Regions from separate parts of the Homo sapiens genome. Here regions 1 and 2 are each linked to region 3. Evidence: chromatin contacts called from ENCODE Hi-C or POLR2A ChIA-PET data. All regions are on one chromosome and are shown on one strand. Each heading gives the region's core, a stretch centred on a gene start or an enhancer-like site at or near the end of the contact. The rest is flanking DNA. Distances are from core to core; before and after follow the strand shown. Region 1 has its middle 87 kb from the start of THY1. Region 2 overlaps USP2 (ubiquitin specific peptidase 2). Region 3 holds the start of HMBS (hydroxymethylbilane synthase).

Region 1 (2,808 bases), core at 181-2,680, 430 kb before region 3:
CCTAGGGTGGCTGGCAGCTGGCTTCACACCTCCCTGACCAACTCCTTCATGCTCTGCGATGCTAACTGGCTGTGGGTCACCTATTCTTGGAGCATTTCTATCCTAAACAGGGTCCTTTAGACACAGGGCTGCCTTGAAAGGAAAGCCCGTCCCTGATGCATCTCAGACTCACATGCACCCATAGGAGGGCATTTGAGAACGGGCAGGGGGCCATCCTTTATTAGCCCCTCAGCATCAGCCAGATGCCAGTCTTGCCTTGGGGTTGGGGCCATCACACACACGAGCAAGCAGTGGTCCGGGTAGCTGTCGGGGGGTACTCAGAGACAAAACACCGAATATCCAAAACTCAAAGTGGCTCCGATCTTATGGAGCTCTGGAAACCTGCAGGTAGGGCAGAATTCAGGGCTGGTGTTGTCTGGAAGCCTGGCCCTGTTTCCCTGTGACGTGTGTGTGTGTGTGTGCATGTGTGTGTGTGCATGTGTGTGTGTGTGTGTATGTACGCTATCTATGACTAGATCAGAGATGGCTGGGGCAGTTAAGGGCCTTAGACTCACCCACAACAACATTCCGAGAAAACTAGATTAGAGCAACCTTCAAAAACTCTTTCAAAAGCGTAAAGATGTCTTCCTCCATCCCACCCCCAAAAATACCTGCTTGCATCTTATTGGCCCACTCTTGACCAATCGTTGGTAAGGAGAGAGGATTACTTTAGACCAAGCAGGTGGTTCAGGAGCTGGGATAAGACCAACTCCTTCCCTGAGACACACACCCTGAGGAGGGGTGCCAGAACAACAATAGGGTCTGTCAGGAAGGAGGAAATTCAGACTGGACACTGGGCTAAACAACATCCACCGTAGTAACAGTGGAGAAAGTGTGTAGAGATTGCTGAAATCAATATATGTTTTAATCATCAGCCATGTGTGCTTCAACCTTCCCCACTTGAGCTGGGTCAATTTCTTTTCACCCAATTCCAAGAGCCAGGCCTTTGCCCATTCGTCAAAGAGTAGAGAATCAGACCAATGGCCCAGATCACAGACTGGGTGGCAAGACTGGTCCAAATTAAGCTCAAAGAGCTGTCCAGAGGCCTCAAATCTTTCCTGGGATATCTGTAAGTAAAAGGACTGCTTGTCCAAGCCCCCTGATCATCACCACCCTCTCTGCCATTTATTCATTCATTCATTCGACATGTTATTCTGACTGTCTACCTTGTTCCAGGCATAGCTGAGTGCTGGAGGGTCACTGGTGAAAAAATAGACACATTTTCTGTTCTGTGGACTTTCCATCCTTGTAATGGACTTTATCATGTTTGTAGTCATTGGCTTGGCTGCCAGCATCCTTGCTACGTTCAGGAGTTTCCAGTCTTATGAGTCACACCTTCTGAAAGCAGAAAGCAGAAACTGGGTTACCCAGCCTCCATTGCAGCTGGAGCACAGCAGATGTCTCTGACTCCACCCATTGGCTTCACTCCCCAGAGACTCCTCTCTAGAAGGGAGGAGTTTGGGGAAGGAGACCATACCCAGAACCCATCATGCTGACAAGGGTGGTAAGAATGTGTCCAGCTTTGGGGGTTAGAAACGGTAGCAAGATTAAGTTCCTGGCCTGGAAGTGCAGTCAGTGGGGAGTGACAGTGGCAGCTGAAGCTGGTGAGGCAGCAGCAGCTGTGGTTTCCCCATCCATCTAGTTCTGTATGTCGTGGGCATCGTGCCTGGAAGCGTAGTCTTAAGTCTGGTTCTCCAGCCCTCCCTAACACTATTGATTACATGAGACACCCCATATTCTTCTAATAAATTCCTTTTCTGCTTAGCTGGTCTGAATCGGCTTCTATTGCCTAAAGCTATGAACCCTAGATGTCTCATTTCTTTTGGGCTTCTATAACAAAATACCATAGACTGGGTGGCTTATAAACAACAAAAATTTATTTCTCACAGTCCTGGACGCTGGGAAGGCCAAGACTGGGGCACAGCAGATTCAGTCTCTGGTGAGAGCCCTCTTTCATGTCCACAGACAGCACCTTCTAGCTGTGTCCTCACATTTTAGCAGGGGCAGAGCTCTCTGAGGACTCTTTCAAAAGGCACTAATGCCAATCACAAGGGCTCCACCCTCATGACCTAATCACCCTTCAAATACCATCATTTCCAAATACCATCACTTTGGGGGCCAAGATTTCAACGTAAGAATCTTGAGGGGAAACATTCAGACCATAGCACTGACTGCTGCAGAAGTGTGCCCCACCCTTGATGAGAATGACTCATTCTGAAGACTCACCCTGGGTGGCCCCTTGCCTGAATTCCCTCAAGCCCAGGCATTTTGCTCATTCCTCTTCCCCCCCACCCCCACCCCTTTTGGAGATATGGGGTCTCGCTCTATCACCCAGGCTGGAGTGCCATGGTGCGATCATAGCTCACTGCAGCCTCAAACTCCTGGGCTCAAGCATTCCTACCACCTCAGCCTCCCGAGTACCTGGGGCTAGAGGCACACGACACCACATCTGGCTTTTTGTGTGTGTAGAGACAGGGTCTCACTATGTTGCCCAGGCTGGTCTTGAACTCGAGCAATCCTCCATCATTAGCCTCTGAAAATGCCAGAATTACAGGCATGAGCCATCATGCCCAGCCTCATGCCTCGATCATGGCAGTGTGAACAGAGGCATAAACCTCTGTGTGAGTCTCCACCATCCCTCCACACTCCACACACACACACACACACACACACACACACACACACACACCTCTGAGCTCTCTGAGACCTGGGACCATGTCTCTTTCATTGGTAAATCCTCAAGTCTCCCCCTCCCCCTCCCCCTCCCTC
Region 2 (2,933 bases), core at 45-2,544, 280 kb before region 3:
TCCACCTCCCAGGTTCAAGTGATTCTCCTGTGTCAGCCTCCCAAGTAGCTAGGACTACAGGCGTGTACCACCACACCAGGCTAATTTTGTATTTTTAGTAGAGACGGGGTTTCACCATGTTGGCCAGGCTGGTCTTGAACTGACCTCAGGTGATCCACCCGCCTCGGCCTCCCAAAGCGCTGAGATTACAGGTGTGAGCCACCACGCCTGGCCAAGAAGAAGTTCTTAAATAGGTACAATGGGAGGCAGCCCTGGGTGTTCTTGAGTGTCACAGGTGGACGGAAAGGGAGAGGTCATCTGAGGCTGGGACGGGCTGCTCGTGACCAGTGGAAGGAACAGTTGGCCTCTCTAACCTTGGACACCTATCAGCTGGGCTGTATTTCCTAGACTATAAAAGGGAACAATCACGCCCGCCCTGCCCACCTCTCAAGCATGCCATGAGGCTCAAAGCAAATAATGAAGGTGGAGGAATGTGAAATCAATAAAATGCTGCAGAAGAGGTCATTTAAACTTAAGGGGGGAAAAGAGATCATAGAAAGGGGGCGTTTGGCAGCTGACTAGAGTAGGAAGCCCCCTCCCCACCAACCCCGTGGGAGAAACAGAGGTAAAAAAAAGTACATCCTGTGTCCCAGGGGATTCTCAGGATAGCTGACTGGAGCTACAGCTGGCATTCATTAAGGGAGGTCAACAGCAGGCTGTGACCAGGGAGAACAGTTCTAGCCAGACTTCTTTCCCTCATTAACAGTAATAGGCAACACGAACTTTGAATATCACAGACTCAGCTGAGCATGAGCACAGAGCTGGCGGGGGGCAGGGGCGGGTGGCAGGGGGCGCCACATAAATTCAGAATTATCCCCTCCCCATGCTTGTGTAAGCACCAACAAAATGCCAGGCCAGGGGGGCGCAGCTCAGCACTTGTATAATGAGGGCCTCCCCTGAGACTTCACCTTCTGCTTAAAATGCAGAGAGGAGGAACAGTGATGGTGGAAAAAAAGTGTTCACTAACCCAAGTGGGGACTCCAAGCCAGCTCAGGTGGCTCAGCCCTGCAGAGACCCAGGAGCCCCAGTCCCAACCCTGTCATCTCCCTACTCTGCCCCACTTCTCCTGTTCCCGGGGTCTATGGAAGGACGAGCTGTTCCCATTGAGCCCTGCCAGGGCTGCGCTTTAACCCCTACAATCCTTCCTAATCCCCCTCAGCTCCACCCCTCCAGCTGCTCCTCCCTAGCCCTGGCATTCTGCCCGCTGGCCTCTGCCCAGCCCTTGCCCCACCCTGCCCAGGCCACCCTCTCCTCTCCCCAAGAAGATCCAGGGGTTGGCCCAGGGCCCTCCAGAGCACAGTCAGCAAGCTGGGCACCTGCAACTCGGAGGCAGAGCCAGGGCTGAGGCTCAGAGTCTGGCCCAGCCTATTCTCACCCACCCAGTCTCTTCCACACCCTTGCCCTCCGCTCTAGGACCTGTTTCTAGGAGCAAAAGGTCTGGGAAACTGAATACCTGGGTCCTATTTGCCACTGGGGCTGCTGACTCATCTTCCGAAGCCTTGGGTTCCAGCTGTTCAGTGACAGGGAGATTATATAAGCTGAGGTCATGTGATTTTTCCCTGGGGTGGGACTTTGGACTTGAATGCTGCCCTGCAGTGAGCGGAGGTTACTCCAAAGAGAACAAATTGCGGATAGCAGGGGCTGTCCTGGAGCTCCTAGGTGAGAAGTACAACTCGCCTCTCGTCCCTCATGTTCTCGCTCCGTTCACGCAGCCACACTGGCCTGTATCCCTGCTGCCTTGTTTGTCTAGCTTGGCAGCCTGAGATCCTGGGGTCTGTCCTTACCTACTCCCACCCCGGGATCACTAAGCCACCCTAAGGAGGTTGAACTTCCTGAGGTCATGAATCTGTGTTGGCAGCATGAGAAGGTCACTAAAGGACCTTAAGCCAGAGGGGCCCCTTGGCCAGGAGCTGTACTAGCTGCTGCGAAGGAAAGGGCAGTGGGTTTGCGGTTTGTGACTAGAATCAGCAAGACACTGATGTCTCCATCCCTTGCAGACCGGCTGTGGGCTGTATCCTGGCCGTTAGCCTTGGTACTGCCTTATCCAGGCTCAATTTCTCAATCGGTGCCCAGCACCATCCTCCCGCCTCCTCCTCCACCCCCACTCCAGGATGTCTTCATGAGTTAATGTGGTGCTGGGGTGGGGCTCAGCAATGCAGAAGTTAATCCAAGCCTGGCAAAATGTTCCTTGCCCCTGGGGGAGCCGCTCCACTGACCACCAGCTGCAGAAATGAACATCATGTTCAGAGCCCAAAGCTGCACACGTGGCCCCTTGTACTCTCTCACCTCAATACGTACATAAAACTAGCGCCCCAGACGGAGACACATGCAAAAGAAGGAGGTGTGTGGGCCTCTGGAATCCAGCTGGTTCAGGCCAGACTGCCTGGGCTCAAAGGTGCACAGAGCTTTTGGCCTCTTGGGGTCCACGTCATGCAGGGAAGCAGACCTTCCTACAGAGAGTGGGGAGGATGGGCTGACCCTCTCTCCCCAAGGTGCACTGTGGGGCAAAAGCCCAACCCCTAACAAGGACTCAGAGCCCCTACCTTTTCATCCATCAATCAATCAGGCCACCGGTCTGTCCATTTGCGGTGGTAATCGCAGGCACATGCTGGGAGCCAGGCTTTAAGACATCTGCCTTAGCCCCAGCAGTGTCACCAAACCCTGGCCTAAGCTGCCCACGCAGATCTGAGAGAAGCAGAATACTCTCAGTCCCCGCCCTCATAGAGCTAGCCCTAACTTTCATTTATATCACTCCATCTCATGCCAGGAAGGATTTAAGGTGACAAAAATTACTTATCCTATAGGGAAGCAGGCCAAGCCCAGGTTCTGAGGAACGGCAGTCAGGATGCAGGAATGAGCCCAGCTCAGTTTAGCTTTGTGTATTTGAAGCACAG
Region 3 (2,700 bases), core at 133-2,632:
CTGCCCTCAGACTCTGGTCTACTCCATGTGATCACTCCAATAAATTAACCCTGGGAGACCCTTTGCAAATTAGGCTAGGCTTGATATTAAACGTGGCCACCAAAATTCTGGGCCACAGGGAGCCCACAGAAAGGACTCTAAGGTCCCAGAACTACTAGGTTCAAACAATTCCTTAAGTTCATTGAATGTGCACAGCATATCCAAGTCAAACCGTTTCATTAAAAAATAAAACACTGAGCACTTCTATGTTGAAGCTATTGCTTTTGCATATTGTTGTCGTCTCAAAAATCCTATCAGGTGGACAAGACAGGCACCTTTGGGACCATGTTACAGAAGCAACGGGTGGCATCAAGGGATGAGGTGACTTGCCTAGGGTCACAGAGCTAATAACCGAAAGAGAGTTGGGGCCACAATTCAGATCTTCCTACTCCTAGTCCAGGGCTCTGGAATGACTGCAAGAGCAAAGATCCCAGCCCTCACCAACAGGCTGGACAGGGGGAGATTAGCAGCTCCCCATCTCTTTCTTATCTCGGCCTGGCAGTGGCCTCCACCAGCTCTGCAGTTTGTCTGTGCACAAGCCCAGGGCTCGGCAAGCAGGCTCGTAATGGAAAGGCCCACGGCGGCCTCCCACCCACGGTAGTAATTCAGTAGGTGTGTCACAGCTGGGGACTTGGAGCGTTGGCTGTGGCTGGGAGACCACTATAACACAAAAAGAAGGCGCACTTCTAAGACGTTTGTGTGCAGTTCGGAGGCTTGGCTGATACTCTCTCCTATGAATCAAAAGTGGAACGTGTCTTCCCAAAGGGGCCGTATCTGCATCCGCCTCAGCCCAGCCTCGAATGAAAGGACCCCGTCTGTGTAGACGAACGTTCTTGGTCTGGGTCACTAAATCTAGAGCCGTGCATCCCAGGCCTGATGGGAATCCCACCCAGATGCCCGCAGGGACCGGAGTTCCGTTCCAAACAATCCTTCCACTCTTAACCCAGTATCACCGCTCTCTGATTTCCCCATTCCTTCCGGAGGGCAACCGAGCTACTGGCCCTTTAAAAGCTACTCGGACCAAAAAAAAAAAAAAAAAAAAAAAAAAAAAGATAGCCGTTCTGACCAATAGACGACTGAGGATGGCAACCTGGGGCCAATCGCTGCACGGCTCGTCCAGAAGCCCAAAGTGTGCTGGTCACCGGCTCAGCACTCACCGCCGTTGCAGCCGCATTGCCGTTACCAGACATGGCTCCGCTTGGAAAGTAGGCTGTGTGTGGGTGCCGCTAAGGTCCCCCGGCCCCGGGAAGCCGGGGGCTCCGGCCGGCGAGTACCGGGGACACGTGGGACCCGAGGTCGTCCTACAGTCTGACTCCTGGTCTCCGCAGAGCCTCGCGTCACTTCCGGCGCCCTCCCTCGAAGGGGAGGTCCCTCCCTCTGGGCGGGAATTGGAACATTGCGACAGTGGACCTCCCCATTCGACCACCCCATTCCCCAGCTGTGACATGAGCAAGTAGTGCAGCTTCTATGGCGCTTCCTTTGCTCTGTTCAAACTTAGCTTTGCTACAACCTTGAAATAGGCAGCATTTTTCTTTTTGATACGGGGTCTCACTGTGTCCCCAGACTAGAGTGCAGCGGCATGACCACGGGTCACTGCAGCCTTGACCTCCCGGCTTCAGCGATCCCCCCACCTCAGCCTCCCAAGCAGCTGGGACTACAGGCGCACATCACCACGTGGGACTAATTTCTAGATTTTTTTATAGAGACAGCGGGGAGGTGGCCTCACTATGTTGCCCAGGCTAGTCTCGAACTCCTGGACTCAAGCAGTCATCTCGCCTTGGCCTCCCAAAGTGCTGGGATTACAGGCGTGAGCCACTGGCCCAGCCAGCATTTCAATTCTTAAAATGAGGAAACTGGTTCAGAGAGATTAAAGGTCATGCCTAAAGACAAGTAACTGAAGTGGGAGCACAAACGCTACATGTAGTGAGAAAAGGGCTTGTTAGGAAAAGTGCTTTCCCATGAACATAATTTTTTTTTTTTTTTTGAGACGGAGTTTCGCTCTTGTTGCCCAGGCTGGAATGCAATGGCACGATCTCAGCTCACTGCAACCTCCGCCTCCCGGGTTCAAGCAATTCTCCTGCCTCAGCCCCCCGAGTAGCTGGGATTACAGGCACGCACCACCACACCCAGCTAATTTTGTATTTTTGGTAGAGATGAGGTTTCTCCATGTTAGTCAGGCAGGTCTTGAACTCCTGACCTCAGGTGATTCGCCCACCTCGGCCTCCCAAAGTGCTGGGAGTACAGGCGTGAGCCACCGCGCCTGTAATCATGAACATAATTAACAATCATGATTATTAATAATCACCCAGCTAGGTGCAGTGGCTCACACCTATATTCCCAGCACTTTAGGAAGCCAAGGCAGGAGGATTGCTTGAGCCCAGGAGTTTGAGACCACCCTGGGCAACATGGTGAAAACCTCATCTCCACAAAAAATACAAAAATAGCCAGGTGTGGCGGCACACACCTGTAGTCCCAGCTATTCAGGAGGCTGAGGTGTGAGGATCGCTTGAGCCCAGGAGGTCGAGGTAGCTGTGAGCTGTGGTGGTGCCACTGCACTCTAGCCTGGATGACAGAGTGAGACGCCCATTTTTTTTTTTTTTTTTTTTTGAGATGGAGTTTCACTCTTGTTGCCCAGGCTGGAGTGCAATGGTGCAATCTCAG

The links. A loop is a pair of places that touch in the nucleus more often than their neighbours do. ChIA-PET counts read pairs that join two places held with the same protein, here RNA polymerase II (POLR2A). Pooled maps may share reads with other maps.
Region 1: a loop to region 3 is called in a pooled map, with 5 times the contacts of the local background. The contact joins the enhancer-like site here to the promoter of HMBS in region 3. A Hi-C loop is called at or near these places in 1 of 50 pooled maps. POLR2A ChIA-PET finds 5 or more read pairs at or near these places in 3 of 52 experiments (SK-N-SH, activated B cell and activated CD4-positive, alpha-beta T cell).
Region 2: POLR2A ChIA-PET joins it to region 3 with 14 read pairs in HepG2. The contact joins the enhancer-like site here to the promoter of HMBS in region 3. A Hi-C loop is called at or near these places in 5 of 50 pooled maps. POLR2A ChIA-PET finds 5 or more read pairs at or near these places in 10 of 52 experiments (H1, HEK293, HepG2 and 7 more).

Annotation. Positions count from the first base shown.
Region 1 is chr11:119,508,878-119,511,685 of GRCh38, reverse strand. No RefSeq gene overlaps it. Among named protein-coding and RNA genes, the nearest start is that of THY1, 87 kb to the right of the region's middle. RefSeq lists silencers at 329-518, 1,182-1,271. Within about 2 kb of position 1,430, at least 2 of the 41 ENCODE cell types and tissues checked have a DNase peak (open chromatin) inside an H3K27ac peak, as active enhancers do.
Region 2 is chr11:119,367,177-119,370,109 of GRCh38, reverse strand. The region is part of intron 2 of USP2 (ubiquitin specific peptidase 2); the gene reads left to right. Among named protein-coding and RNA genes, the nearest start is that of USP2, 13 kb to the left of the region's middle. RefSeq lists a cis regulatory region at 1,606-1,619 and enhancers at 739-1,669, 1,541-1,685. Within about 2 kb of position 1,294, at least 21 of the 41 ENCODE cell types and tissues checked have a DNase peak (open chromatin) inside an H3K27ac peak, as active enhancers do.
Region 3 is chr11:119,083,563-119,086,262 of GRCh38, reverse strand. HMBS (hydroxymethylbilane synthase) reads right to left here and starts at 1,382. Exons shown (of 14, transcript NM_000190.4): 1 at 1,197-1,382. The coding sequence starts at 1,229. RefSeq lists enhancers at 1,105-1,154, 1,084-1,781.